2 separate regions of the Homo sapiens genome follow, and region 2 is linked to region 1. A link is a loop called in an ENCODE intact Hi-C map of the cell type or tissue named here. Cell type or tissue: mammary epithelial cell. All regions are shown on one strand. Each heading gives the region's core, and the rest is flanking DNA. Links, peaks and the distances in the headings are about the cores only. Region 1 has its middle 15 kb from the start of LINC02090. Region 2 overlaps MPRIP (myosin phosphatase Rho interacting protein).

Evidence for each region. Hi-C counts contacts between places; a loop is a spot of excess contacts. Peaks named below come from ENCODE experiments on the same cell type or tissue, not always from the same donor. Only the 100,000 strongest peaks of a DNase experiment are listed, where the experiment ranks them.
Region 2: it touches region 1 in a loop (2.7-fold over the local background); 5 of 110 quality-filtered maps call a loop at or near these places.

Annotation. Positions count from the first base shown.
Region 1 is chr17:16,994,916-17,010,915 of GRCh38, reverse strand. No RefSeq gene overlaps it. Among named protein-coding and RNA genes, the nearest start is that of LINC02090, 15 kb to the right of the region's middle. RefSeq lists enhancers at 5,654-6,182, 13,329-13,378, 14,424-14,986. In mammary epithelial cell, for the core only: a CTCF peak has its summit at 8,951 (motif pointing left); a DNase peak (open chromatin) is centred at 8,925.
Region 2 is chr17:17,067,495-17,083,494 of GRCh38, reverse strand. It overlaps MPRIP (myosin phosphatase Rho interacting protein), which reads right to left. Exons shown (of 24, transcript NM_001364716.4): 2 at 7,708-7,785; 3 at 5,419-5,484. Among named protein-coding and RNA genes, the nearest start is that of MPRIP, 33 kb to the right of the region's middle. RefSeq lists enhancers at 10,289-10,815, 10,816-11,341. In mammary epithelial cell, for the core only: no CTCF peak of the experiment used is centred there; a DNase peak (open chromatin) is centred at 7,964; H3K27ac peaks cover 1,183 bases.

The DNA of each region.
Region 1 (16,000 bases), core at 5,062-13,061:
ACAGGGGAGGGGCCCGGGGGCCACTCACCTCTGTCTTCTCAACCTGCAACTCCCCCCACCCCTTCCTGGATTCCTGTGACGCAGGAATCCCTCTGGTCTGTGTGGAGGAACCCAGAGCAACTTGAGCCAGAAGTGGATGTCCAAGCCGGCATGAGTCACCCCTCAAAATCAGGACCAGTGAGGGCCTGAAGAGGCCACACAGCCTCCGGCAGCCTGGCCGCCGCTCACTTCTCTGGGAAAGTGGCCTGGAGCTCGCATGGCATCTGGGCCCAGCCTCTGCCTCTGACCTGCACTGACCCCTGTGTCACCCGCCTCCAGGGTGACCCTCCTCCTGGCATTCAGACAGCTCCACTCACTGCTTCGCACAAACCTGTGCCACCCTGGTTCAAACATTAACCAGCTGTGTGACTTTTTAGAAGCCCTTCCCATGTTTAAAAACCAAGCTGGGAGGATGCTGCACCACTGCCATCATGGTTCTCACTGAACCGTCGCAGGAAAAAGCATTTCTTGCGCCATGGCTGTGTGCAGAACAGGCTTCCCACGGCTGAGTCCCCAAGCCCCCCACAGACGCTGCCAATGAAATGCCGTCAGCCTCAAGCATGGTTCTTGGTACCCAGCCCTGGTAAAACCACGTGTCTCAGGCCTTCTGAACCACAGTGCCCAGAACTCTGGCTGGGCTTTGTCCCAGAGGACAAGACTGGCCAACCCCCTGCTGAGCTGGAAGAATAGCTCCCTCAGCTGGCAGGGACCTGCCCCTGTTGCAATTTGGACTGAGTAAATGCTGACAGGAGGAGACTGCGTGTCAGGCCAGGATAGACAGAGGCAAACTCTGTACCCTCAGAGAGCTTAGAAGCTAGGGTTGGAAAGCATGGGAAAGGGTCAGACACCCAAGAGAAACAAGTGCTGATGTCCACCAAAAGAAAACTTACTGCATTCTATAAACTAAAAACAAACAAATGTTCTCCTGCATTGCATAGCAGAGGAAAAGACCAAATGACTCTTCCATGCAACAAGTTAGATGAATCTCGCAGATAAAGTCAGACAAAAGAATCCAGACGCAAAAGAGCATGCACAGTATGGAGGTCAAAAACAGGCAAGGTTGGGTGCGGTGGCTCACGCCTGTAGTCCCAACACTTTGGGAGGCTGAGGCAGGTGGATTACGAGGTCAGGAGATCGAGACCATCCTGGCTAACACAGTGAAACCCCTTCTCTACTAAATATACAAAAAATTAGCCGGGCGGGGCGGCGGGCGCCTGTAGTCCCAGCTACTCACGCGCTGAGGCAGGAGAATGGCGTGAACCCGGGAGGCAGAGCTTGCAGTGAGCCGAGATGGTGCCACGGCACTCCAGCCTGTGTGACAGAGCGAGACTCCGTCTCAAAAAAAAAAAACAAAAAAAAAACAGGCAAAAGTCATCTATGGAGACAGAAGTCCTGGTGGTGGTTTCTTGGTGGGGCTGGTGGAGGATGGGGTTATTGACGGGAAGGAGGCACCAGGGAGCTTTCTGGGGTCCTGGAAATGTTCCATGTCTTCATCTGGGGTGTGATGACGGGGTGGACACATTTGTTAAAAGGCATTGATTTGCACACCAACATTTGTGTACTTTGCTGTAAATTTTCCCACACTTTAAGAAGAAGAGGAGGGAAGAAGAACCCTTGGGGAGACCAGCTGGGACCCCCTGCTGCTGACTCGCGGGCGTTGCTTCGTGCCCCATGATTGTCAAGCCATTGAGGCCTCCTGGCAGCCTGGTAGACCTAGAACTATCTATGCCAATAAGACACAGATTGTTGGCTCCACCACCAGTTTCTGAATCAGGAGGTCTAGGGGGGCCTTGGAATTCACATTTCCTGCAGCCTGCAGGCCATGCTGGGGCTCTGGCCCAGGAACTGTGCTTTAGAAGAGACGGTAGAACATGGTACTGGCTACAGAATGTGCTGTGAGATCCCTCCAAGCTGGGAAGGACCCAGGTAAGTTCACAGAGGAGGTGCCCTTGAAAGATCAGTAAGATCTGAAAACGCCCAAATAAGCAGGAACTGCTGGTTCCAGGGAGGGAAGTCAGTGTGAGGCAAAGTAGAGAGGCTGGGAAGTGCAGCGAACGGCATTCCAGCCCTCAGGAGGGCAGGGCTGGCAGACAGATGTCTGAGTCCATTTCGTGCTGCTATAACAGAATACCTGAGACTGGGTCATTTATAATAATCAGACATTTATGTGGCTCATAATTCTGGAGGCTGGGAAGCCCAAGGGCATGGTGCTGGCCTGAGCCCAGCATTTGGTGAGGGCCTTCTTGCTGCCTCATCCCATGGTGGAAATCAGGAGGGTAAGAGACCAAACTCACAGTCTCAAGGCCTTTTATAATCAGCATTAACCCATGCGTGACGGTGGGCACCTTATAACCTAAACACCTCCTATTAGGCCCCAGCTCCCAATACCATTGCACCGGGGATTAAGTGTTGAATACACGCCTTTTGGGGGACACATGCAACCCACAGAAAGAGGACATTGAGGCTTCTGCTTAGAAGGTTTTGTTCTGCATGATAAAGCTTGAAAATAGGAGGAAGCTCCAGAAAAATGGCCCTCCCCCACCCCTACCAGGGGATTATGTTCCAAAGTCAGAAAGTGAGGCACAAACCACATGTGGTCATTTACCTGTGACAACCTGTGATTGGCCTATGAAGGTAGATAGCCTAGCTCAGTGCTAAAGGGCCGGAGCAGATGCTGAGTTCACTGGCTGAGTGCCAGGTAAAGCCATCCGTGTGCACTGAGTGCTCATATTGGATGACAAACCTGGACAAAGAGCCCTCCAGCCCTTCCCTGTAACAAGCAGGAGCCGGGGCAGAAGGGCAGAGGTGCAGCACAGCTGGGTCTAATGTGGGGAGCAATGTGGGGCAGGGGCAGGGCCAGGGCCAGGAAAGGGGCCTGCAGCTGTTGGTAGGCTAGCGGGTAAACAAACCCATTACAGTGGAGGTGTGCTGCTGACCGCCTTTCCTACAAGCTCATGGGCCGCCTTCACAGCACTTCCCCTGCTGCTTTTTCAGTGTAATCTTACAGCTATTCTGTCAAGACACCATGTTAAACACTAGTGGAAAAGTCACTGTGCAGAATTACCATATAATCTAGTAATTCCGCTTTTGGGTATATACCAAAAAATACCCCAAAAATAATTGAGATCAGGGTCTCCAACAGATGTTTGTTCACCCATGTTTATAGCAGCATTCTTTTTTTTTTGAGACGGAGTCTCACTCTGTTGCCTAGGCTGGAGCGCAGTGGCGTGATCTCAGCTCACTATAGCAGCATTCTTTACAACAACGAAAAGGTGGAAGCCACCCAAATGACCATCGATAAACAAAAATGTGGTCTGTGCGTACAATGAAATATTATTCAGTCTTACAAAGGAAGGAAATTCTGGCACATGCTACAATATGGAAGAACGTGAGGGCGTAATATTCCGTGAAAAGACAAACTCTATATGATTCCACTTATACGAGCTAAGGGAAGGGGAATGGGGAGTTACTGTTTACTGTTCATTGGAGACAGTTTCAATTTGAGGAAGATGAAAAAGTTCTTTTTTTTTTTTTTTAAGAGACGGAGTCTCGCTCTGTCGCCCAGGCTAGAGTGCAGTGGCCCTATCTCGGCTCACTGCAAGCTCCGCCTCCTGGGTTCACGCCATTCTCCTGCCTCAGCGTCTGAGTAGCTGGGACTACAGGCGCCCGCCACCACGCCCGCCTAATTTTTTGTATTTTTAGCAGAGACGGGGTTTCACCGTGTTAGCCAGGATGGCCTCGATCTCCTGACCTTGTGATCTGCCCACCTTGGCCTCCCAAAGCATTGAGATTACAGGCGTGAGCCACCGCACCCGGCGAAAAAGTTCTTGAGATGGACGATGGTAATGGTTGCACAACAATGAGACTGTGCTTAGTGCCACTGAACTGTGCATTTCACGATGGTCAAGATGGTAAGTTTTATGTGGACAAAAAGAACACGCTATGTGTGGAGGGGTGCAGTGGCTGGAACCCCAGCACTTTGGGAGGCTGAGACAGGCGGATTACTTGAGGTCAGGAGTTCGAGAGCAGTCTGGCCAATGTGGTGAAACCCCGTCTCTACTAAAAATACAAAAATTAGCCAGGCGTGGTGGCGCACGCCTGTAATACCAGCTACTTGGGAGGCTGAGGTGGGAGAATTGCTTCAACCTGGGAGGTGGAGGTTGCAGTGAGCCGAGATTGTGCCATTGCAGTCCAGCCTGGGCGAAGAGTGAGACTCCGCCTCAGGAAAAAAAAAAAAAAAAAAAAAGAACATGCTATGTTTGTATTTAGGATCTAGGTTTAGCTACGTCTAACAACAGTGGCTTTAACAAGACAGAGGTTCATTTCTCCAGCACACTGTCTAGGGGTGGCAGGGCAGTTCAGGGCTGCGGTGGCAACTCTGCTCCATGCAGTTATTCAGGGATCCACCCTTCTCTCTCCCATCCCTAGGGTGTTTCTCTTGTCCATGTAGCTCAAGACAGTGCACCATCATGTCCACATCCTAAACAGCAGGGTTAAGAAAGTATGGAAAAGGGCTTGCCCTCCCCTTAATAATTTTTTTTTTTTTTTTAAGAGACTGGGTCTCACTCTGTCACCCAGGCTGCAGTACAGTGGCACCATCATAGCTCACTGCAGCCTAGCCTGGGCTCTAGCAATCCTCCCACCTCAGCTTTCTGAGTAGCTGGGACTATAGCCACATGCCACCATGTCCAGCTGAATTTTTTTTTGGTATTTTTTGTAGAAATGGGGTCTCGTTATGTTGCCCAGGCAGGCCTTGAACTCCTGGCCTCAAGTGAGCCTCCCACCTCGGCCTCCCATAGCTCTGGGATTACAGGCATGAGCCACTGTGCACAGCCAGCTCCCACCTCTCTTGAAGCACTGTCATTTGGGGCCTCTGTTCTAGAAGGGGGTGCAGTTGCTGCTTGGTGTGTTGTCCATCCCCTCCACAGGATGGCAGCTGCATTTAATCTCCCGTGGCCACCATGGAGGTGCTCTTCTCAGGTCGGCCTTCAAGAGAGAAGCCTCTGCAAGAAGTGCAGTCAGCTGACAGCCTCCAGCTACTTGGGGATCTTCCGCCACATTCAAATCATCCTGCCCAACCTGGGACCCCAGTACTGGCCATCTTTGCTCCAGAGACCCCCTGGGGCCGGGTGAGGCTCCCCCGCCCAGCTCTCCAGTGGCCCCTCTCCTTCACAAGCATTGTGCTTGGTGCGCTCCATGCTCTCCCTGACTGCTCTGCCCCTCGCCCCTTTCTCCTTTACAGCTCCTTCTCCTAACACAGTTCTTGTATCTCTAACTCCAACCTGTTGTCTACTTCCCAGGGGAGCTGAACTGACACCTTTGCCCCAGGCCATATCCCCAGCACACAGACAAGTGCCTAGCACATAGTAGGCGCTCAACAGAATTTCCAAGTGAGCACAGAAAACACAGTGGGCAGTCAATACATGTGTGTTGAACTCAGCAAATTGCACAGCAGCTGGGAAACAGCCGTCGCCGGCTCCTCTGAGCGTGGTGCTCCCGCAGCCCGTGTCAGCTGCGGTGCTTTGCCAATGCAAACAGGAGTGGAGAGTTAGACCCAGGCCCACTCCAGCTGCTGGGCCCCTTGCTCAACACAGCCCCTTCCTGCCACCTGCAGGGTGGGGTCTTCCTGAGCCCGCAGAGGGCACAGAAGGAAATACCTGCTCCCGGCCATGCAGGCCTCCCTGGCATGGGCACCCTGAGAGTCCTGGTCCCGGGAGCCAGGAATAACAAAGAGGCTGCCAGGGCCGGGCCCCTGGGACCTGAGGGCTGAGGGCAGAGCATGCCTCCCTGGTTTGCTGGGCAGGAGGCTGATTGGGCTAAATGGACTTTGTTGATGGTGACCCTTTGTTCCTCCATGGCGGCTCCGTCTGAGGAGAAGTTTTGGAGGCTGTTCATTCTCCTGCTTCCCCTGCTGCCACCCCAGAGACAAGGAGAGCAGCCTCCCAGTGGCCTGTTGGTTTGTAAAAGAGTCAGGTGTGGGAGGTTGCATCACGTGCTTCTCTGGACTCGTGGTCTGCAAGGAGGTGTGACAAGTGTGGCTGTAGGTCGATGAGCTGTGTGCGGCTTGGTAACGGGCAGTGGATGAGCCAGGGGGAGCAGCAGGTGGCCCAGCCCCAGGGATGAACATGGGGGAACTGGGTCCGATGTAGGCAGGAAGGAGACATCAGCAGCAGCAGCCCAGGGGCGTGGTGGAGGGGTGCGGGGGGGCCAGAGACAAGCCAGAGATGCCTGGATGATCCATTTTGCAGAAATAACAATCTCGAATCCAGGGCTGGGCCTGGCTGTGGCTTGGCCTGGCCAAGGGTGGTGAGCAGCAGGTGTGCTGATTGTAGTTAAGAAGCCATCGGTGTCAGACCAGAGTCCCCGGGCTCTGCACCTGAGGCTGCTGCGAGAGGAAAGCGATAGGGGCTCAGGCATGCTGAGGAGGTAGGTGGGCACGTGAAGGTGGGCCTCCAGGAAGGGGACATGAATACAGCAGGTCTTGGAGCTTTCTCCTTCAGGGGCAGGGGCAGGAGGACGGCCACCTGGCTTCACCACGAAGGGCCCGAGAGCATGGCATGGAGGGAGAGGCAGATCTAGAGAGAACACCGGCCAGTCTGCGGAGGGAGGTGGAGGAATGGGTTGAAGAGGGAAGAATTCCTGACACAAACTCTGAAATGACAAAGGAAAAGAATGACAAATCCGATTACACAAACATGAGCAACTTCCAAAGACCAATCACAAAAAACAAAACAATCACAAAGTCCCCACCAACATGGCTGAAAATAAAACAATTAGCTGAGAAGAAATATTTGTCACCTACAGACCATGGCAGACAGAAGATTTTATTTTAAAGCACCCTACAAATCACTAAGAAAAAAGCCCCAAAGAAATAGCAATCTGGAAAAGGACACAAAAAGGGAACGTGCAGAAGAAGTGCCAGCAGCTGCCAAACCCACGGTCCACAAAATCCTGGATCAAACAGGCAGGAGACAGCATGACAAGGTGCCACTCTCTGCCCATCGGGTCGGCACAGATTTAAAAACAAGGACCTGGTATTGCCAAGGATGTGGGGAAAGAGCCCTGTGGGTGAGGGTGTCAATTGGACAATGGCTGTCAACTTCTAGAATAATCATGTGTGCTTCCCTTTGATCCAAGAATCCCGCTGGGGGAAATTATTCCTGTAGAAATGTTTGCTCAGGTGTGCGAAGACACCTGCGTAAGACTTTTCATCTCAGCATTGTGTGTGATGCTGATGCCACAGCGTGGTGCCTAGACACCTCCTGGAGAGGACCCAGAAGGCCCGGCCACAGGTGGGGGCCGTGTTGCCATGGTCCCTGCCCAGAGGATGCCTGGCTGGTGCGGGGCAAGAGGGAGGTGGTCCTAGAGGCAGCCTTGCCTTGATCTACCCACAGGAGCGCACTGGACAGGGGTCCTGTGAGTGTGGGATCAGGGTCCCCCAAGCCCCATCTGCCCTCTGGTGCCCAGTGGCATTGAGCAGTTGTCTTAGCCACTCTGACCTCCACATCCTCCTCTGTGAAACGGGGTGTGACAGGACTACCTCTTGGGCTCCTGAGATCCTGGCATGCGTAGTGCTGTGTCAGGCGCAGTTCTAGGCCCTCTACCTTCACTGGGCCTAGGCAGCCTCCTACCAAAGGAGGATGAGAAGACACAGAGAGGCTGAGCAATTGCCTGAGGTCACACAGCTGCCCAGTGGCCGCAGAGGACACAGCTGGTGTCCCATCCATCAGTCACCCACCCTCCCCATGCAGGACTCGCCTCTTCACGTCTAAGCCTGGGACGCCTGAGCAGGATCCTTGGGCTGCTTCTCCCAGCTGCAAGGACGGGCAAGTTCCACCGCTGGAGGCCTGGAGAGTCCCTGTCCCAGGAGAGGGTCTCAGCCAACAGTGGCTGTGGGGGTGGCGGACAACTACTCCAGCCCCTTGCTCCTCAGCGGGGCAACCTCTGGGGCCTGCTCCACGCTGTCTCCCAGGGCTCCCCACAGCAGGGAGCCTGGTGCTTCCCTGGTAACTGCCTTGATAACACATACTTTACTGGCTTCTTCCCTTCCCTGCCTCTCGTGCCCTCCCCTGGGGCTTCCTGCATCTCCCCAGCCAAGCACTTGCTCTGGAATCCTTGTTCTGGGGTCTGATTCTGAGCCCTGCCCGAGACAGTGGCAAAGCTGGAGTTGGGCCAGACAGTCGGGCTCCAGAACCTACCTTAAAAAAGTTTTTTTTTTTTCCCCATCTACTCGGGAGGCTGAGGCAGGAGAATGGCGTGAACCTGGGAGGCGGAGCTTGCAGTGAGCCGAGATCGCGCCACTGTACTCCAGCCTGGGCAACAGAGCGAGAATCTGTCTCAAACAAAAAATAATTTTTTTTTTTTTTTTAAATAAAGAGACAACAGGGTCTTGCTTGGCTCTGTCATTCAGGCTGGGGTGCAGGGGGCAGGCAGCCTCGAACTCCTGGGCTCAAGCCATCCTCCTGCCTCAGCCTCTCCAAGCGCTGGGATTGCAGGTGTGACCCACTGCAGAATCTGTTCAGTGGGGCGGCTGGACTGGTTTCGACCCACTGGACTGGTTTGCAAAACCCCCCACCCGGCACAGTCTCTGGATATTTTCCTAGACTGTGACAAGCGGCCGCTGCCAGGGGAGAGTGAGGGACCCTTTACCCTCTGTGCCCCTCTGTCCCTGGGTCAGAGCCCTGACATTTATTGCACCCACCCACCCCAGGGACAAAGTCCTCTGCACAGGGCGGGCAGCCAGCCCCTCGACCAAGGCCTCAGGAAGGTAAAGAAGCCGGGTCCACCCGTGCTCAACACCTGACTTCAGTCCAGGGTAGGCGGCCCAGGGCTCCTCTCCGCCCAAACTGGCTCCTCCCAGCGCCACCCAGAACGAGGGGTGCCGAGGGGCCCAGCACCTAGGTCAGCGGCGCCACCTGCTGGTGACCATTGGGAGGCGCCGGCGCCTGGTTCTCTGCAACATTCCGGCTCCAGAACCTACTTAAAAATTTTTTTCAAATAAAGAGACAACAGGATTTCTCTTCGCTCTGTCATTCAGGCTGGGGTGCAGGGGGTAGGCAGCCTCGAACTCCCGGGCTCAAGCCATCCTCCTGTCTCAGCCTCCCCAAGTGCTGGGATTGCAGGCGTGACCCACTGCAGATCTGCATTCTTAACCATACTCTACAAAAGCCCTTCGCTGAGAGGATGTGGTAGGATAGCCCTCCCTACAGTGCCCAGCACTGGGAGCACCTTCATACACGAAGCTGCTACTGCTGCTCCTGTCTCCCAAGACCTTATGTGGTCCCAGGCAGCCTGGAGGGCATCCCTCCCTCGGCGAAGACCAAGAGTTCCAAAAGGACACAGACACAAGAGGCCTGGGTCTCTGAGGTCCTCCAAGGGCCATCCTTCCAGTCCCAACCCCTGCTTGTCTCACAATATTTCTCAGGAGTGGTCCTTTAGTCTCTACTTGCACACTTCCAGGGACAGGGAACTCATCAGCTCTCAAAACCACTTGAGCCAACATCTGTCTCTCACTGGCTTGGCTCTGCCATCTGGGAGTCAGTGAAAATCCTGCTGGCTTGGGAGAGCAGGAGGCCCAGGTGCTGCAATGCTTGAGCTGTCGCTGTCAGTCCCTTGGCCCTTCCTGGGCTGCTGCCCTCCAGGTGGGCTCACGCACAGCAACTTCACTTCTTCCTCCTCCGTCTTTTTTGCAGAGAAAAGATTTGAACATCGAATATTTTTAGGAAGAAGAGTTTCTGTTTGAAAAACCTGCCTTCCATGGCTGCACAGCAAATCTGAGGAATCTCTTACTGGCCCTGGGTTTCACATTTACATTACAAGCAGAAGGTTCACATTGCTGTTGCCAGAGAGTGGGCTTGTTCCACGATGGGGGTCACCCACGCTTGCAGCAGATGCTTAAGATCTGAGCACTGGACATACAGGCCCTGGAAAGACAGAGAGACTTCCTGCATGGAGCTTACTGTCTGGGGGAGCAGACCACCTCACCATCCCACAGGGAAACAGACCGTCACAGCACGACAATAGCCTGGCAGGAGGGGTGCACAGAACCCTGGCAGCTCATCCTGGGGAAGGTGCTCTAGTCTGGGAAAAGGCTTCTCAGAGAAAGGGGTCTGTTTTATTTTTACTTTTTCATCATAGGAAGAGTGCACAGTTTAAGTGTTCAGCTTGATGAAGTTTTACCCATGGGTGCCTCAGGCTCAGCCCCCAGACCAAACTGGAGAAGACCAAGTTCGTGCCCAGCCCCTAGAGGGCTCCTTTGTCCCCTCCCATCCAACACTCCCCCCACCCCCCGAGAAGTAACCATTCTTCTCTACCCTTGTGCCATAGATTAATTCTGCTTCTTTTTGAGCTTCCTAGTAATGGAGGTTTGTGAATGGTGCTCTTTTGAGTCCGGCTTCTTCACTCAACAATGACATCTGTGAGATCCTCCCATATTGTTGTATGTGGTCGTCGGTGATTCTTTTTCATTGCTGTATAGTATTTCATTGTATGAATATACTGTCATTTGTTGATGTTTTCTGTTTATGGATATTTGGGCTGTGCTGGACAGTGATAGTTTTTGGCTGAGTGGAAGTTACCTTGCTATGTGGAGGCAGAGAGGATAGGGAGGAACACTTGATAAGGCAGGAACAACATACACAAAGACCTTTGGCAGGAGGGAGCCTGCCTGGGGCCCTGAAGGCTGGTGTGGCTGAGGGGCATCCCTTCCTGTACCCTGCTTCTAGGCCGCTGTGTTCTGAGTGCCTGCTGCTTTGGCCTGATATGTGGCCCTCCACACTCATTTCCACCTCCTCCTCCTGTGCCTTCCTGACCAGCAGGGACTGGGAAGCTGAAGGCTACATTTCCAGGTTCCCTTGCAATGGCTTCCAGGGTTAGGATCCACTAGTAACACGCCCAGGTGAGATCAAGGAGGCGGGGGTGGGGGACATCTTTTGGCAGCTCTGGGCTGTGTTCTGCCACCCAGCAGGGTCACAGGCACGTGGAAGTGTCTAAAGCAATGTTCCAGTGTCTGGTCTTGAGCTGCCCAGTGGCCCTGATCCCAGGTCCCTGCACCCCACGAAGTCAGTGGTGCTTCAGTGGCATCCCTGATTCCTACCTCCTGGGCAGCTTGGTTCTGCTGGGCTCTGGGAGCCATGGGGCAGGGGCAACCCAAGACCTCTCCTCCAACTCACCCAGGGATTTTGTAAGTGCTGGATGCCTGCATCAAATCCTAGCTGCTCAAACACCTGGAGATATCACCCATACCCATTGTGATGGCCACTCTAAAAAAATAATAATAACAAATGCTGTCAAGGATGTGGAGAAACTGCAATGCTTGCATATTGTTGGTGGGAATGTCAACTGGTGCAGCTGTTAAGGAAAACAGGAAGGAGATTCCACACACACACAGACACACACACAGACACACACACACACACACACACACACACACACACACAGAATTACCACATGATCCAGGCATCCCACTTCCGGGAACATACCGAAAAGAATAGAGAGCAGGTCTCAAAGAGATGCGTGCACACCCGTGTTGACAGCAGCCTTATTCCCAATAGCTGAAATGTGGAAGTGGTGTCCCTTCCATGGATGTCCCTCCACGGATGAATGGAGAAGCACACTATGGGACATCTGCACAGTGGAATGTTATTCAGCTTTCAAAAGGAAGGAAGTTTGGACACAGGCCACCACATGGATGGGGCTTGAGAACATTATGCTAAGCTAAATAAGCCAGTCACACAAAGACAAATCGTGTATGATTCCATGTAGGTGAGGCACTAGAGTAGTTAGATCTCTAGAGACAGAAAGTAGAATGGGGGTTGCCAGGGGCTGGGGAAGGGGGAAGGGAAGTCAGCGTTTCATGGGGACAGTTTCATTTCTATAAGATGAAAGGTTCTGGATATGGACGATGGGGATGGTTGTGTCACAATGTGAATGTACTTAATGACACTGAACTAGATACTTAACAATAGTTAAAATGGTAACTTTGTTTTTTTTTTTTGAGACTGAGTCTCGCTCTGTCGCTCAGGCTGGAGTGCAGTGGCGCGATCTCGGCTCACTGCAAGCTCCGCCTCCCAGGTTCACGCCATTCTCCTGCCTCAGCCTCCCAAGTAGCTGGGACTACAGGCGCCCGCCACCACACCCAGCTATTTTTTTTTTGTATTTTTAGCAGAGACAGGGTTTCACCGTGTTAGCCAGGATGGTCTCGATCTCCTGACCTCGTGATCCACCCGCCTTGGCCTCCCAAAGTGCTGGGATTATAGGCGTGAGCCACTGCGTCTGGCCTAAAATGGTAACTTTTATGTTATATGCATTTTACCATACATAAAACAAAACCCCAGACTGAAAACCAAAAGCACTCAGAGAGGTTTCTCTGCAGAGCTTTTCCTGTATGTTGTCGGGTCAGCTGATGCCCCATCCATGAAAGACAGGGACAGAGTCAGGCCCATTTTACAACTGAGAAAACCAAGGCTCGGCCAGAGGAGGGAGGAGCCCAGCAGGTGAGCAGCAGAGGGGGCTGGACTCTGGGTCTCCCTCCTGATCTGTGCTCTTTCCACCATTCCCATCCCCATGCCACCCCACCCCACCCTAAGGAATGGTCCTTCAAGAAGCCAGCATTTCCCTCTGTCAGGAGGAGGACAAAGCCCACCCACCCCAGCGGATCCTCAGACGGGAAGGCTGCTCCTGCCCCCCTTGGGATAGACACTCCCTCTCATGTCAGCCTGCATGGGAGCGGGGTCTCAGAACCAGCCTCTGAGAGTCAGAGGGGAGGCTGGACTGCTTTTGAGCCACTGGACTGGTTTGAAAAACGCCACCCCACACAGCCTCTGGAAATTTTCCCAGATTGTGACTAGGGGCTGGGCGAGAGTGAGGGACCCTTTACCCCTCTGTGCCCCTCTGTCCCTGGGTCAGAGCCCTGAAATTCATTGCACCCACCTGCTCCAAGGACAAAGTCCTCTGCACAGGGCAGGCAGCCAGCCCCTCACCCAAGGCCTCGGGAAGGTAAAGAAGCCGGGTCCACCCATGCTCACCATCTGCCTTTGGTCCAGGGTTGGCGGCCCAGGGCTCCACCCCGCCCAAACTAGCTCCTCCCAGTCCGACCAGGAACCTGGGGTGCAGTGTGCCCAGCACCTAGGTCAGGGGTGCCACATGCTGGTGACCATAGGGAGGTGCCAGCGCCTGGTGCCTTGTTGCATGCCAGTCAGCCACTAAGGGGCAGTGAGGGGCATCACCCAGGAGGGCTGTCACGCAGGAGGGCTGTCACCCAGCAGGGCTTTCACCCAGGGCTGTCACCCAAGAGGGTTGTCACCAGGGCTGTCACCCAGGAGGGCTGTCACCCAGGAGGAGTGGCCGACCACCCATAGGTGCTGAGGGGCCTTTAGATAAGGCCTTCTTCAAGCTGCCAGGGTCCTGTGGCAGCCATCACACAGTGTCACAAATGGGGTTTAACACAACAGAAGTTTATCCCGTCAGGGTTCTAGAGGCCACAGTCCAGGATCGAGGGATCGGCAGGTTCTGCCCCTCCTGGCCCCTTCCCTGGCTTCTGCTGGTGGCTGGCAGCCCTAGGTGTTCCTGGGCTCTGGATGCAACCTCTGCCTCCGTCTTCACGTGGCCTTCCTTCCTGTGTCTCTGTGCAAATGTCCCCTGCCTTATAAAGATACCAGTCATTGGTTAGGGCCCTCCCTAATCCAGCAAGACCTCATCTTCCCTTGATCACAGCTGAGAAGACTCTATTTCCAAATCACGTCACCTTCACAGGTGCTGGGTGGACATGACTTTTGGGGAGGTCACTACTGAACTCAGCACAGAGGCTCAGCTCAAACAGGGCCCCCTCCACGCAGCCCTGCCCCACCCCTTGCAGCGTCCCCTGTCCTCTGAGCCCAGCAGGGCGCTGTGGGCGGCTGGATGGGCCTGCACCACACCGCACCCGGCTTGCTGGTTGTGAAGCATTTTCTCTCTACATCTACCTCACAGCACGCAGCTGAGCGGCAACTCCTCGGGGAGGCTGAGCGGGGTTAGGGGCCCTTTCTTTTTTAAATCTGTTTTCAAGGCACTGTCATTGATGTGTGGGCCTGGAATACTCAGAGTGGAGTCGGGTTTTACAGGTTGAAGCCTGGAAAGAACTGTTGGGTTTCTGTGTGTAGCATCTGCTCCATGACATGATATACAAGAAGGAAGAATGGAAGAGGCTGTGATCCCAGCTGCTTAGAGAAAGGGTTGCGGTTGCAACGGTCAGAATGGCAGCCCAGTGAATCCCGTTGTCCATGGTGTTGAATTCTTGGAGACAGGTGCCTCCCTGCCAGCCAGCAATGTGAGAAACGATGTTCAAGACTGTTTTGATTCAGCCGGGCGCAGTGGCTCACACCCGTAATCCCAGCACTTTGGGAGGCCGAGGCGGGCGGATCACCTGAGGTTGGGGGTTCGAGGCCAGCCTGATCAACATGGAGAAACCCTGTCTCTACTAAAAACACAAAAATTAGCCGGGCGTGGTGGCGCATGCCTGTAATCCCAGCTACTCGGGAGGCTGAGGCGGGACAATCGCTTGAATCTGGGAGGCGGAGGTTGCAGTGAGCTGAGATTGCGCCACTGCACTCCAGTCTGGGCAACAAGAGCGAAACTCTGTCTGAAAACAACAACAACAACAATAACAAAAAGATTGTTTTGATTCAAGTGCTTATGAAAAACAGGGATGGGTGGGACAGGGGGTGGATTTCTGCCCAAAGCACTTCCTATGTGGGACCAGCAGGGCAAATGGCTGTGGACCAGCACGCAGCCAGCCAAAGGGAAACTGGTGTGTGGAGATGTGCTCCTGAGAGTCAAGTGCTTAAAATGCGAATCAAATGTGGGAAGTGCCAAGAAACGTTATATCAGGACATCATTCCACATTTGGAAAAAGAGGAAAGGCGGGCAGTGGGGAGATGACCTATTGTTGAGCCACACTACCCCAGCCAGAGAGGAGGCCTTGGGGAACCCCTCTTCTTTTTGTCACAAAAAAAGTTTATGTTCATAGTAGATGACAATTGTGGTGATATTGAACAACCTTCATTAAAATGATATCACCTGTATCTATTGATGACATTTCATAGTCTTCATGAAAGCCATTCTAAGTGGCTGCAAAACATTCACTCTAGTAGGCTGACTGTGACATTTTTGTGTCCCCTATTTTTGGGTGTTCAGGGACTTTCTAGCTTTGGCAATTAAAGGTAATACTCAAGTGCAGGTGTCAAATTTTGCCCACATTTTGGATTATTTCTTCTGGATGAATCCCTGGAAGTGGAATTCCTGAGTCAAAGGGAGGGAGGACTATTAAGTCCCTTGATTAGCGATTTCAAACTGGTGGGCCAGAGCCAGTTTGTCTGTTAGCTGAGTTTCATTTGGCCTATGCATTTTTTTTTTATGTACATACAGTTTTTTTGTTTTGTTTTGTTTTTTAGATATGAGGTCTCACTCTGTTGCCCAGGCTGGAGTGCAGTGACGTGATCATAGCTCACTGCAGCCTCAAACTCTTGGGCTTAAGCAATCCTTCTGCCTCGGCCTTCATAGTAGCTGGGACTACAGGCATATGCCACCATGCCTGGCTAATTTTTTTTTTAATTTTTGCAGAGACAGGGTCTTGCAGTATTGCCCACACTGATCTCAAACTCCTGGCCTGAAGCAATCCTCCTGCCTCAGCCTCTCAAAGCACTTAGATTACAGGCATGAGCCACCGGGCCTGTGCACACATTTTTAAAAGTAAGATTTCCCATCAGAATGCAGATTTACAGCTTATCTTGGAAAATCAAAGCTGCCCAATCAATCAATGTAATCCACTGCATTACAGGAATGAAGGGAGAAAGCCAGATGATCATCCTAATTGATGCAGAAAAAGCATTTAACAAAAGGCAGCATCTTTTCATGATTAAAAACCTTCAACAAACTTGAAACAGAGGAAACTTCTTCAACATGAAAAAGCACATTTGTGAAAAAC
Region 2 (16,000 bases), core at 3,078-11,077, 75 kb before region 1:
TTTAATACCACCAAAAATTGCAGAAATTTGTCAAGAGTGAGGTGAGCAGAGGTCCCAAGAACAAGGCAACCTCCTGGACACTCTCCTATAGGAAGCAAACTCAAAATAAACCAGAATCCTAACCTGTCTGCACCTGGAGTGCTCTGAAGATCCTTTGGACCAAGCCTGTTTACTTTATACACAAGTACACAGGCACCCCAAATTAATTTCTCAGGCTGGAACTTCACATCTTACGGGACTGACAAACTCCCAGGTTGCCCCTGAAAAAGGCACATATCCAAGAGCTAGAAGTGTTTTCTCTACTATGTCCGAGGATGTGAGCTGAGATTATGAGTCCTTAGCACAGCCCCTACACAGTCAGGCAGCTCTCATCTCTCGTGATGCTCAAGGACTCTCCAGGCTAGGATGGAGCAGAGCTCCACACCATGGAGGCCGGCCCTCAGCACCATGCCTGCCACAGAAGGTGGCCTCAGTCTCTCCATGGCTTCCATGTGTGAGAGGCTTGGGGTCAGCAGACATGGTCCAAGATCATCAGACCTACCACAATCAGGAGGGAGGAAATTCTGACACCAACCAGGATGATCTTTCAGGACCTTATGCTGAGTGAAATACACCAGTCACAAAGGACAAACACTGCATGATCCCATTTATGTGAGGTGCTGGAGGAGTCAAATTCATAGAGACAGAGAATAGCATGGGGGTTTCCAGGGGCTGGGGAAGGGAGTTATAGTTCAATGGGTGCACAGTTCAGTTAGCAAGTTGAAAAGGGTCCTGGAGAGAGACCGGTGGTGGTGGTTGTGCAACAATGTGAATGTACTTAATGCCACTGAACTGCACACTTAAAAACGATTAAGATGGTGAATTTCCAGTGTACTTACCACAGTTAAAAACATTCGAACAGACCGGGCACGGTGGCTCATGCCTGTAATCCCAGCACTTTGGGAGGCCGAGGCGGGCGGATCACCTGAGGTCTGGAGTTCAAGACCAGCCTGTCCAGCATGAAGAAACCCCATCTCTACTAAAAATACAAAATTAGCTGGGCATGGTGGCCCATGCCTGTAATCCCAGCTACTCCGGAGGCTGAGGCAGGATAATGGTTTGAACCTGGGAGTCGGAGGTTGCTGTGAGCCGAGACTGCGCCATTGCACTCCAGCCTGGGCAACAAGAGCGAAACTCCGTCTCAAAAAAAAAAAAAAAAAAAAAAAAAAATTGGAAAAAGCATTTGATCAGCTTTTTGCCTTGGAGAGCAGGCCCTTGAGAATCCCAAAGCCTCATGGCCTGGCCTGCTCCACCCTAAACTCCTGGCGCTCCCACTCTCCTTCTAGACCTGGAGCTCCTCCCAAGAGCCTTCTAGTGATGTCTGGTGACATCCACACCTCAGCTCGACATCAGTCCCCAAAAACTTGGTGACAGAATTAGGTAAAATCATGGGCAGCACTTTACAGGTGGAGAAACAAAGGCAGAGGACAGAGGCAGCAATCTGGGTTTCTAGATTGTTGCTTTGTCCACTCCTGAAAAACCAGGGGCCCAGCCAAATCTCTCAGGCTTTTACTTGTCTGTGAGGCTGCCCGGACCCCACCTCACCTCAGCCTGCATTTGAGAAATTTCTTTTCCTTTTTCGGGAAATTTGCCTCTCCTCCACACCCACCAGTTACAGGGTACGTGGGTGTATCGAGAAAGAAATTTCCCAAAAAAGGAAAAGAGATTCCCCAAAGTTAGCCCCATCTCAGGGCTGCCTGGAGAGGCAATGGTCAGCTTCCGGAACTGGATGAAGTCCAGCAGCCCCAGCCCCAGCAGAAGTCCCCGAGCAGAAAGGGCTTCCCGAAGCCACTGTCCCCAGATCCAGGGACTGCTGCTGCCTTCCTCCCTCTCCTGCACGCTGTGACCTCCTGATGTCCACCTTCCTCTCCAGGTCCCAACCCAGTGGGGCTGAGGTAACCGAATTTTCCCCATCCCAGTTATCTGGAGCTCTTGGGAGGTTTTCTCCCTTCTGCTGAGTAATCCCTAAAGGTCACTACATTGCTAATCTCCCTCCGAGGAACACCCCTTTTCCTATCTTCTCTCTTTTCCTACCCGCCCTGTCTTAAGGTTTTCAAGCTGGGAGCAGAAATTACGCAGCAAGGCATTTACAAAGTTGGTAGTTCAACTCCACACATATTTACAGAACACCTGGCTAGATTTGTGCCGCCCAAACCCCATGCTAGACAATGGGGAGACACACCAAGAATTATCACGGGCCCAACAACAACAAGAAGTCAGTCTAGTTGGCAAGATAACACTCAAGCAAATGAAATCAAATGGTAACATCATATAAGTCAGTAACAATTCGAAATAGATGCTGATTGAGTGTGGAGGGCACAGACCAGCCATAAAATGCTATAGTTTATTATATGAGCCTGGGAGGGTCAGAGGTAGCCACGGGCTGCTTAGAGCTGCTGCTTTTGGAGACAAATGCCCAGGTAGGGATTGCTTTGCAACATCACGGTCTGAGGGCACCACGTAGGGAGTGCCACCTATGTGCTCCCTGGTACACACACACACAAGCAGTTCTGCAGGCCCTGTGGTTGCCTGGTGTGCAGGGGAACCCCGTAGACCTCTCTAGATCAGAAACAGGCCCACCCCATTCTACGACTGGCACTGCACCATCATCCCCCTCACTCCAGGAAATCTGACAGGTGAGTCCCGTGCTGTTTAAGAGCAGAGCTAATAGCAAATCACATTTACATTTTCATTTTTAAAAATAAATAAGAATTTAAATAAACCCCTGTCGAAACTGCTCAGTTTCTTGGCCTTGGCACTGTTGACATTTTGGGCTGGAGCCTTCCTTGTTCTGGGGGCTGTTCTGTGAAGGAGATTCAGTAGCATCCCTGGCCTCCACCCACTAGATGCCAGCAGCATTCCTGCCCCAGGTGTGACAATCAAGGATGACTCCAGACATGGCCAGTGGCCCTGGGAGGCATGACGCTGAGGACCACTGGTCTATTTCCAGGCACTCACAAAGGAAGCTTCCAGCTTGGCTGGAGTTTACCCACACATAAGCCTATCTGAAATGGAGTTTTCCTGCTCCAGGTCTCAGGATCCTGCCAGCCTGTTTGGGGTGGGACTCTCAGCTCAGGGCGGTTGACCGTTAAGCTGGAGCTCCTGGGCTACAGGCTGTCTGCTCACTCTGGGGAGTGGCTCTGAGGAGCAAACCCTGATGCAGAGCACTGGGTGCTAGAGAAATCTCTCCAGCCTCTGCCTCCTCCCACCTGGCTTCTACCCTAAGTGCCTCCTTGCAACCTTCCCCTGTGACCTTCCTGATACAACAGGGAAACCCCTCCACAGCCTCGGCTGGGCAAAGCAGTATTTACTGATGGGCTCACTGGGTCAGTTTCTCCAGCTCCCAGGTCATCTGCCAGAAAGCAGCCCGTGGCCCAAAACTCCCAGCTCTGGGCCTGCCCCCATGCCCTCTCTCAGTCCAAGTTTTCCCTGGGACTTCTTTCTTTCCCCACATCCCTGGCACAGTCCCACCTCTGCCTGAGCACTCCATGAAATAATACGCAACTCATATCCAGGTTGCTGGGAGACCACAGTGCACTGTGAAGTGTCGGTGCTCCTGGCTAAGCGGCCTCAATTATCCAGAAGCCGTGCCTGGGAGGCAGCATGTGCTCTGCACTTGTGCCAGCACCAAGGCGTCCCCAGAAGCTACCCTCTTTGTGCTTGTGCAACTGAGCCAGAGGGAATAATGGATTTTGCTGGACTTTAGTTAGACCTAAAGAAAGATTTCCTGACTGAAATTATCAGTCCCCAAGGAAACAGTGCAGGGAACTTTGTTTTTTTGGGATGGTTCATGACCCAGCCCAGCCTGAATGTAATCCAGTGACCTCTTGAGGCTCCTCTGATACTGTTAAGTCAATTGCAGGACTCAGCCAGTCAGTCAGCCACAGGGAGGCAAGATAAACCTCACAGCTGCAGGAGCCCAGCTCTGACCCCAGGGCTACTCCCTGTGTAAGGGCTAAGCCAGGAGAACACGAAGTGTGAAGTCTAATCCTCCAGGTCTGCTTTCTTGCCTCAAAGGAACGGAGTGTCCAAATGCTTTGTCTCCCTGCTCCTACTTCCAGCCAAGTCCACAATCGGTGCTCACCTCCAGTACACTACCCTGGAGCACAGACGTTCCCATAGCAAAAACCCCCTATGCTCTAATCATGATGTACAAATATGCTCACCGGAAAGAATGAAAAGGAAGACAATTCTTTTTAAGTAGGAACCAGTGAGGTGACAGTTGATACAGGATTATGGTACCATCCTCTTAATTCACCCCAGAAACAAAAGTAGAAAACATATCACATCACAAAGGTTAGGACTCGAGTACAAACACGCCCACTTCTGACCTTTGCACATGTGAGCTGTAATGACCACCCAAAAATCCCAGGCACCCCCGCCACCCCCTGCCGCAGTCTGGAAGGTACCTCTAGGGACAGTTATCTCCACTCATACTTCCAGAGTCTGTCTCGCCCCTGCAGCAAAGAAACAAACTCTGGGTAGGATAGGCAGGGGCTGCCTATTTTACATAGTGAGACTAGGCTTTCCAGGACAGTCCCAATTTTAAAATGCTGCACATATGGGCACACAAACATTCACCCACCAAGTGGAACTGGAAAAGGCGATCAAATCTCGCATCTTCAACCCTTTACAAAGTTTGGAATGCAGTCCTACTTTAGATTAATTAGGAGAGACTAATCTCCTTTAGAGAAAAAGTCAGGAGATAAAATGGGTGGAAAAAGAAAAGCCAGAAATTCCACCTAGTTGATTTTCAGGTTTGGCCTCTGGGGCAACAGCAGCAAACACTCATCCAGCCCAGGAAGCAACTGGAAAACCAGGGAGGTGGGGAGGAGGAAGAAGCCTGTCTGCCTGGTTTAGTGACCAGAAGAACGATGACCTTGTGACCAGGAGGCCTCTGAAGTCAGCTCGGAAAACTAAGCCAAGCTCAAATGAGACAAGCAAAACCAATTACAGTCGCAGAATTGACAGGCAACCCCAGGACTAGGTGCGTGAGCACATGTGCCAGCCCCAGGGCCAGCCCCTGCCCCACGCCCACAGGTCCACAGCCTGCACACGTGATCCAGGACTTTGCCCTTGCTTTCCCCTAACCAGGAGTGCTCCAGTGAAGTCCACACTATTAGCCTTCAACAGAAATGACTTCCTCCCTCACTTCTTCCTCTCACTCAAGACCACAGAAGATGATGTTTCAAACCAAAGGTCTGGGTTTTTAAAGCTGTCTCCAGCAGGTGCCACAAGTTCTTCAAAACATTCCACACTCCCAAACAGACACAAGCAGGAGCACATGGCTGCTGTGCTCTCACATGACAACGCAAGGGCACTGTAATGGAGGGACTTGGTGAAGGCTGGGGACAGGGAGTGGGCAAGGATAACACTTACCATCTCATCCAGGGCGTAGCGCAAGAGGCCGTGCTCGTAAAGGATGAAGAACCGTCGCTGCCATTTCTGCAACGGAGCACAAGGTGGGTGGTTAGGAGGATCTGGGTCCTGGCCCCAGAGCTTGGCTTCTGGAGTTCCCACGTCTGACAAGTCCATATCTAAGGAAGGTCACTCCACAGATTCCACTTCTGGGGCAGGTGGCAGGAAAAGAGGGACCCGAGGCACAAGAATGTTGATTCATCAGCCAGGACTGGGCTGGGAGACAGGCCCAAATCACATGAGTGATTGAGGCTTAATAAGAAGTCTTTTTTTTTTTTTTTTTTTAACACTTGGAAGCTCCTCAGGAGCAGAAACAACGTGTGGTTACCTTTTTGTATTCCTGATGGTGCTCAGCATAGAATGCATCACATGACATGTGTCAATATTTATTTGATGAATGATCTGACATGACATGGAATAATCCAGGAATGCCAAGGCATGGATTCACCACTTCTGAAAAAACCTGGGAAACTGCTACAAAAGGGGTTGTTCTGATGATCCACTGGCAAAGAGGAGGCACAAAAACAGCCAGGCTCCAGAATTCACTGAGGTGAAATGAGTTAATGAAAATCAAAACAGAGGAGCAGCAAGACCAGTGGAAATAACTCCAATATCCAAGGAGTGACCAACTGGCACAGATCATCCCCCGCTCTACTCTCCCTCCAAAAGCCAGACCACTGGGAAGTGTCCACGGCGGTCAGATGCCATCAGGAGCTGAAATGAAATGGACTATGCGGTGTATGTCTTCCTTTGTGTGGGGAGAAGGGACTTGTCCATAATGCGAGTCTGCTGGCCCAGGTCATGAATGACAGGCACAGCTCCCAGCCCCAAATCATCACAAGGGTCCATGACCTATTTTCAACATTTCAACAAGCCCAATCCAGCCTGGGCAGCATGGTGAAACCCCGTCTCTACAAAAAATACAAAAATTAGCTAGGCATGGTGATGCACGCCTGTAGCCCCAGCTACTCAGGAGGCTGAGGTAAGAGGATCACATGAACCTGGGAGGTCAAGACTGCACTGAATCGAGATCATGCCACTGCACTCCAGCCTGGGTGACAGAGCAAGACTCTGTTTCAAAAAAAAAAAAAAAAAAAAAAAGCAAAGAGCCCAACAATACTCAGAGTTTAACTGGCAGTGAGGCCACGTGAACTGACTATAAAAGCACATCTCTCTGCTTTGGGCCAGGGTTATCATTTATAAAAAGACTCCTGTCAGAGGCTGGAAATGGCAATTTTGTACAACCTTGATATAAAATAGGAAAGGGAACTACTCCCTGGAAACTGCAGCCCAGCTGGACCAGTGATGCCTGAGTTCTCCTGTCTGGGTGGCATGAACAGGGACTCAAAGGGCCTTGCAAAGAGGCCTTGTAGAGGGCTGGTCTATGCTGGGTGTGTAGAGGAGGCCACCTGAACATGTTTCCCAGGAACATTTCCAAGGGCCTTATGTGCAGCCTCTGAAATCAAAACCCATTCTAGAAGCAATCCCAAAGAACAGAGACACAATGCAAGGCCTGTGGGACCAGAATACACAGCCCAAGGCCCCTACTCCAAAGTGTAATATTCAGGGTGGGGAAAGGATGAGCAGCAGAAACTAAGAAGAAGAGGAAAGGGAGCTCCCGGGGATGGAGGGGGCTGAGTGGAAGCAATTTATAGGGTGCAAGCGGCAGCACTGTAAGAAAGTTTGTGAGGAAGGAGAGTTTTGTAACCGGAGTCAAATCCAGAGGGGCTTCCTGGCAGAGAAACAAACCACAGGTCAGGCCAATGATGGTCCCAGCTCTAGCGGGGCCCTGCCCTGGGCAATGCACATTTTAGTAAGAGGTAAGCCAAGGCCTCTGGGCCCCCAACCCTTCACTAGTGCTAGTGTGCTGAACCCCTGGCTCAGGAAGAAGGGAGGTGCTACAGGGGCAGGCCTTGGCATGGAAGGAATTGGGAGCTGCTCGGTATAATGCAAACCTTTAACTGCTCTTTTGCCTCTTCCATTTTACTGTTCCTAGAGTCAACCTGACCCACAAAACAGGCAACACCCACATGAGAGCTCCTCATTCTGAAGGGAGCACTACACACAACTATGTATAATTGAGACCTTTTCTGTACAACGTACAAGTGCACCAAATGGGGGAGCCCTGCTGGTCCTGCTATCCCAGGATCCACTGTTCAACTCTCCATCTCCCTCTTCCACTCTGCCAGTTCACCCTTAGATGGGTCCCTTCTCTGGTTCCTCCCTGAGAGTTGGCTCTGATGCCCTTACCCGAGACCGGTGCACTGGGTTGTCAAAGTCGGTCCCATCTGGAGCCAGGAGCAGCCAACCGCCATAAATGGGTTTTGCCTAGAGGAGAAAAAAGAGGGCAGGTCACCAGCAGCCTTCAACCCAGAAGAGAGAACAGGTCAAGTTAACAGCAAGCACTCGCTGGAAACAGATGTTGCCTCTGCTCTGCAGAGGTCATGACACCTATTTCCACTGCGGTGCGTCTGCAGCTGCTTGAGAGTCAGAGGCTGGCGGGGATTCTGCAGCATCCGGGGTGGAGAGCATACAGGCCCTGGCAGGAGTGTGAGAACCTGGAGAGTACAGGATCCCCTAAGACATGCTGTCTCCTGCAAGTTACTGATCAAGCCACCAAGATCAGGAAAAAATGACATGTTATTCAACAAATATGTGAGTGTCAGTGTGTGCCAGGCGCCAGGAAATAGGACATGAACAACACAGTCAAAAAGCTTCATCCTGAAGATACAAAACAGGGCCTGGAGAAGAGACTGCTTTCGTGATCAAAGCCAGCTCTGGCCAAAGAATCATCAACTGACTGGCTGTGTGACTGCGTGCAGAAACTCTTTGAGTTCAAACTCTCCCATTTGAAAAGTGAGAGTGATGACAATTCTACCTAAACCTCATGACTCTGATGTGAGGACTGATGAGATAATGCAATCAGTAAAACCCAGCACAGGGATGTAAAACGGTGCTGCCACCTTGGAAAAGTCTGGCAGTTCCTCAGAAAGTTAAAGGCAGAGTTACCCTAGGGCCCAGCAATTTCACCCCTATGTATACACACCCAAGAAAACGGAAAACAGGGGCTCAAATAAATACCTGCACATGAATGTTCATAGCAGTATTATTCACACCTGCCAAAAGGTGGTAACAGCCCAAATATCCATGGACAGATGAATAGATGAACAAAGTGTGATGGGTCCACACAAGGGAACATTATTCAGCCAGAAAAAGGAATGAAGCACTAACATACACCACAACACCGAGGAACCCCGAAAACATGATGCTAAGTCAAAGAAGCCAGGCACAAAAGCCCACATATTACAGAATTCCACTTATGCAAATGGTCCAGAATAGGCAAATCCACAGCACAGAAAGCAGATTAGTGGTCGCCAGGGACTGGAGGAAAGGAAATAAGGAGAGACAGCTAACAGGTATGGGGTTTCTTTCGTGGGTGACTAAAATATTCTAGAATTAGACAGTGGAGATGGTTGCACAACATTGTAAATATGCTAAAACTCACCAAACTGTATACTTTAAGAGAGTGAATCTTAAGATATGTGAATTATAGCTCAACTTAAAAAGCTGCACAAAGAACACTGAGCACAGTGTCTGGCCTGTGAGGTCTCAACAAATGTGAGGCACTGCTATATTTTACCAGCCACAGAGTCCCCACTCCCCAGACCACGGGAGGAGCTCAACAAGGGGAATCTAGACAGACACTCTGGCTCAATCTCCTTCCTCAGCCACACCCAGCTGGCGAGAATGCATTGGAAAAGGTACAACCAGTCCCATTTATCCAGTGCCTTTCGGAGGGCGGTAACACAAATTAAAACCCAAGTTCTCTGACTGCTGCTTACACACACAGGACCCCTCATGGGTCCTCCTGATGTGCTTTTTATTCAGTGCTCTCCAAACTAGGAGGCCCCACCACACTACCTCATTTGGTAGCTGCAGACCGTGACTCAGAGAGGGCAGGCCACGTGCCAGAGGCCACACAGCCTCCAGGCTGAACCAAGAACCCCCCTTTACTTGGCTTCCGCCTGCAGGGTCCTCAAGGTCCCCAGGAGCACTGGCTTTCCCCATGAATGGTGCAAGTGGAGCTGTGTGCCTGGGGTCGGGGGAAAGCTGCAAGGACAGGAGAGGCTTGCTTTGCTGCAACAGGGGAGTGGGTGTTGGCTGCAGACATAGTCCAGGAGGGCCAAGGAGTATGTGGTGGAAATCCCACCTGGGAAGGCAGAAGCAAAGGCGAGGAGAGGTCTGTGCTCTCTACGAACTCCAGCTGTGCCCAGCAAACCTCAAGGTGGGCACACACGCTCGGCCTCTCCACACCCCACCCAGGAGTGCACATCCTAAGCAGACCCCACCCAGAGGCCTTGCATGGGAAAGCCGGAGCTGGACAACTCCCTGTGTGTATCTGGACTCTGTGACTCCCAGCTCGGCCTCTCACCGGCCACAAGTGCCCACCTGTGAGGCCAGAGGCTAGCCTGCCAAGCCATTCCTCTATCTCCATCTTGACTATGCGCCACCACCCTGGCCTCTGGAGGCAGGGCTTGGGGTGTCATCACATAATCAGCTACATTTACCTGACCTTTCTCCAGGAGGAACTGTGGGGAGCCAAGGGATCAGCATCTGTTCCCTCAGAACCCGAGCCCTGGTCTCAACCCAGGCATCGTCAGCAAACCTCTGCTCAGGAACCCCGTGTGCATGGCCCTGGGTGCTGTATACCAGGGAGCCTGCAGCAGCCACTTTGCTTGGCTGTGACTTCCTGATATGGATCACCACAGAGGGGACTGATGCAGGTGGGCGGGCGGCGCAGACACAGAGCAGAGAGCGAGATGTAGGGCCTCTGGGTGGAGGAGCAGGCTGGGATGCAGGTGACACCCCACCCAGCGTTCATCAAAGCAATTCCAGAGTGATAGAGAGCAGAGGAGTGGCTGCCTGGGGCTGGGACGGCGGAAGGGGTTGGTGACAGCCAAGAGGTGCAGGGTTTCTTTTGGCGATGATGTAATGTTCTAAAAGTGACTGTGATGATGGCTGCACATCAGTTGGAATATCCTAAAAATCATAGAATTGTATCATTTAAATGGGTTAAACGTATGACGTGTGAATTTTATCTTAATAAAGCTATTAAAAAAAAGCCCTGAAGGTAAGGACCCCATAGATAACAGGGGGAGGCCTGGGGTGGAGAGGACTCTCTGGGCAGGGGCGCAGCTGATGCACAGGTGCAGAGGCAGGAATGATGGCGCCATGGGGCCATGAGGAGCCATCTGTAATTACTGAGAACTCACTCCTCAAGTCCAGGGAGCCAGGGACAGGAACTGGCCAGCTATATCACCACCACTCTTGCCTCTCACAGCCAGCCACGTGGGCTGCGCAGCCTCCCCCAGCCTCCTCAGCTCCCCAAAACCTGGCCCTCTCTACCATCCCTCAGGGCTTCCCCGAAATGTCCCTTCCTCAAGGGGACAGTCCTGACCCTCCCCCTCAGTCTCTAACAACTCACTTCTGCCATTACCGTCACTGCACATCACAGAACTAATTTCTACCTACCATTTCATTATGTACGTAATTACATTGCTATGACATGTCTTGCCCCCCACCCCCACCCCAGAACCTTCGCTCCAGGAAGGCAGGGATGGGGTCTGCCTAGCCCTGGCTGTGTCCTTGATCCTGAGGCAGGTGTGCAGAGGGAGTGGAGGTGAGTGCCCACCGGCCTAGGCCAGCAGTGGGTGGGTGGTGCCCTCTCTGAGTTACCTTCTCCTTACATAACCTAGGTCCTGACTCAGACAACCTGTCCTCATCCCCAAGGCGTGGGAAAGGCCTCCCAGGAAGAGCTGCTGCTTCTCTATGTCTCAGACTATCTAAAACTGCTGCATCCTCCCCCGCACAGCAGACCACAGTGTCTTTAAGTGCAGCAATGCCCACGGGCAGAGGCTCCCACGCACGCCCACCTGGTCCTGGGGCAGCACCTCTAAAAGGCCCTAAAGTATTCTCTTCCAGACGGTCCTATAATAATCTGAAACTGGGACACTAAAACAGACAGCCCAAAAGGCAGCAGGCAGGAGGGAGTGTGCTCTGGAAATGCTGCGTGGGTAGGCTTAGCTTTGCTGTTTTCTGGTTGAGCTGCTGGGCATTTTGGAGGGAGGCAGGAGAAGCAGGTATCTGTTGTTGACATGGGGGATCTGAGCTGGGCTGTAAGGACCCAAAGGATGGGGCCCGAGTCCTGTTTCAAGCAGCCCTGCACACAGGGCCCCTTTCTATGCAGGTCCTCCCAGAGGATGCATGTGGCTCCGGATCCCATATAAAAGTGACCACATGAGAGACTCCCCCGAGCTACCTCCTCTCCAATTAAACTCGGCCTTCACTCATGACCCACACAAGTCGGAGGCTCCACTTCTGGCTGGCCTCTAGGAAGAGGCTGCTGGTGGTCTGGGTGTGCCTTCAACCTGAAGCTCTTTCAAAAACAGTGCCTTGAAACTTCTGCTTCCTGGACGATGGGGCAGATGTAGATTTCTCCTGCTAAGTACAACCAAAAACCTGGGGCCATCATGTATAAGACAAACATGAGAAGACTCTGAAAGGTGGAGAAAAAAAGGTAAGTGGGCCAGGGACCCAGGATCCAAGGAAGGACACCGTGGTGACTCTCCCAGGCTTTCTTTTTGTCTCACTATCCCAGAGTGGGTACTGGAGAAACTGGCAACCTGAAAACGCCAATGGGCACACAACCAAAAAAAACAACAACAAAAAGCTACTTTCCATAGCTGAAGAACCAGAAAGGAGCAGCCCAACAAGACAGAAAACTCTTAGACAAGAACCGCCTTACTCTGGCCAAAAGTCACAGGAAAGGCAGCACCCCACCCCCAAGTGAGCAAAGGTTGGACTTCCACCCTTGTGAGGTGCCCCACACCCCGGCCAGGGTGGTGTCAGAAGACACAAGGGCCTTACATCCCACCAACAGCAACGAGGACCCTTCTTGCTCCATGCTAGGGTGTGTCAGAGGGCGCCCAGAGGAGGGTCAGGGTTTTTACCATTGCCCAGTGGGAAGGGAACCCATGATGAGGAGCCTCCCAGTTCAGGCATCAGTGGAGGCCGAGGGATGGACTTCTGTCTCCATCTAAGTAACCAGGTGGTCATGGTGACTCCCTTCCCCCACGGAAGCACTGTCAGAAAAATCCACTGAAAGAGAAGGTTCAAATGAGACCCAGAGTCACCCAACAGAATACAAAAACACTTGGTTTCCACCAAAAATCATCATCATACCAAGAACCAGGAAGGTCACAAACTGAATGAACAAAGACAACCAAGAAATGCCAACACCAAGATGACAGCCATGCTAGAATTATCCCACATTTAAAGATTTTAAAGCACCCATGATAAAATGCTTCAACAAGAAATTATGAGCACACTTGAATTAAAGGGAAAGACAGCAAAGAAATAGAAGCTGTAAGAACCAAACAAAAATCCTGAAATTGAAAAATACGGTAACTGAAATAAAAGCTCCCGGGTGGGCTTAAGAGCAGAAGGATTGGGGGCAATGAAAGAATCAGTGAACTGGAACACAGAACAACAGAAATCATCCCATCTAATAACAGAGGAAAAACAGACAGGAAAAAATGAATAAATAAAAGGGAACTGTGGAACTGTAACAAGAAGTCTAACATTCATGTCATCAGAGTCTCTGCAGGATAGGAGGAAGGGTGAAGCGGAAAAAGGGCTCAAAGAATGGCTAGAAACCTCCCAAATTTGGCAAAAGTGGCAACCTACACATTCAAGAAGTTTAGTGAACATCAAAGGATAAACCCAAAGAAATCCAGACCAAGACATACAATAACTAAACTAAAGAAAAACCTAAAAGACAAAGAAAGCCAGAGAAAAAAAATCTCAAAAGCAGCCAGAGAAAAATAAGACCTTATAGTTTTGAGAAAACTAAGCAGAATGACAATAGATTTCTTATCAGGAACCATGGAGACCAGAAGGAAGTGGCACACTACTTTTCTGGTGCTGAAAGAAAACACCTGTCAACCTAGAATCCTATAACCAGTAAAAATATCCTTCAGGAATGAAAGGGAAATCCAGACCTTCTCAGATGAAGGAAAACTAAGAGAAGTTTTTTGCTGACTTACCCCTAGCAAAATGGCCAAAGGAAGTTTTCTAAACAAAAAGGAAATCATAGAAGAAGGAATCCTGGAACATCTGAAAGGAAGAAAGAACACAGTAAAATAAAGGGAGGGAGGGGGTAAATAATTAGGCTTTCCTTCTCTTGAGTTTTCTGTTTCGTGACTAAAGCAAAAACTGTCTAATGTGGTTCTAAACGTATGTGAAGTAAACACTTAAGACAATTATACAAGGAAAAGGTAAAGGAGTGAACAGACAGGTACTCTCTTGAACTGGTAAAATGACACCACCAAGAGACTGTGACAAGTTATGTCTATATAAAGTCACGTCTTATTATAACCAGTAAAAAATATATACAAAGAGATACACTTAAAAAACTATATTTTGATATATAAATCAAAATACAATTCTAAAGAAAATGTTCAAGTAACCCAAAGGAAGCAGGAAAAAAAAAAAAGCAAAACAAAACAGAAATAATAACCAGAGACGCATTAACTATGCCCTAAGTTATCCGTAAATATTTTAAATGTAAATGATCTAAATACACCAATTAAAAGATTGATAGAGTAGATTTTTAAAATAATTCAACTGTACACTGTCTACAAAAAATTCACTGCAAATATAATGATGACAGGCAGGTTGAAAAGAAAAAACTAAAAGTGATACATCCTGAAAATATTAATCTAAGGAGAGCAGAGTTGTTATGTTATCAGATAAATTATATTTCAGCACAAAGAAAATGACCAGAGACAAAGAGGAATATTATATAATGATAAAAGGGTCAATTCACTGAGACATAGTGAGCCTAAATGTTCATGCACCTTTAAACATCAGAGCTGCAAAATTATGTGAAGTTAAAACTAATAGAACTAAAAGGAAAAATAAATAAATCCACAAATATTGTTGGAGACTTCAACATCCCTCTCAATAACACAATTAAAGCAGTCCTAGGAGGGAACTAACGTAACTATGATGCTCACATTAGAAAAGAGGAAAGGTCTCAAATAAATAATCTAAGCTTCTATCTCAAGAACCTAGAAAAATAAGTACAAAATATATCAAAAGCAAGAAAAAGAAGGAAATAATAAAAGATAAAAGTAGAAATCGGGCTGGGCGCAGTGGCTCACACCTGTAATCCCAGCACTATGGGATTACAGACCGAGGCAAGCAGATCACAAGGTCAGGAGTTTGAGACCAGCCTGGCCAACACAGTGAAACCCCATCTCTACTAAAAATACAAAAATTAGCTGGGTGTGGTGGCACACACCTGTAGTCCCAGCTACTCAGGAGGCTGAGGCAGGAGAATTGCCTGAAACCGGGAGGCGGAGGTTGCAGTGAGCCAAGACTGTAACACTGCACTCCAGCATGGGCAACAGAGTGAGACTTCGTCTCAAAAAGAAAAAAAAAAAAAGATAAAGGTAGAAATCAATGAAAAAATCAGTGAAACAAAGAGCTGGTTCTTTGAACAGACTGATAAAACTGATCAACTTCAGCCAGGCGCGGTGGTTCATGCCTGTAATTCCAGCACTTTGGGAGGCCGAGGTGGGCAGATCACCTGAGGTCAGGAGTTCGAGACCAGCCTGACCAACATGAAGAAACCCCGTCTCTACTAAAAATATAAAATTAGCCGGGCGTAGTGGAGCATGCCTGTAATCCCAGCTACTCTGGAGGCTGAGGCAGCAGAATCGCTTGAACCTGGGAGGCAGAGGTTGCAGTGAGCCGAGATCGCTCCACTGCATTCCAGCCTGGGCAACAAGAGCGAAACTTCATCTCAAAAAACAAAAAACAAAACAAAAAAACACTGCTGACAAGACCAAAAAAGAAAAAAAAAGACATAATGGCACAAATTGTTATCAGAAATAAAACAGGGATAGCATCACAGATTCTGCAGACATCAAAGGGATAATGAGGAATACTAATACAATTCTACCAACACTAATTTGACAACATATAGGAAATGGACCCACTTCTCTAAAAAACACATAATTTAAATGATTATATAACTATTAAGGAAATTGAATATGTAATTCCATAACTCACAAAAAAGAAATCTCCAAGCCCAGATGGTTTTACTGGAGATTTCTAACAAGTGTTTAAGGAACTGACACTAATTCTATATAATTGTTAAAAAAAAAAAAAAAAAAAAAAAAGGAAGAAGAAGAAGAAGAAGAAACACTTTCCAATTCATTTTATGAAGCTGGTGTTACCCTGACACCAAAACCAAACAAATTACATGACAAAACCCCAAAATTTTTTAAAAATGAAATAAAGAACTATGGACTAATATTCCTCATTAATACACAGTAGTTCCCCCCTCCTCCATCCACAGTTCCACGGTTTCCCTTACCCACGGTCAACCACAGCCTTAAAATATTAAATGGAAAATTCCTGAAATAATTTACAGGTTTTAAACTGCATGCCATTCTGAGTAGTGTGATGAAATCTT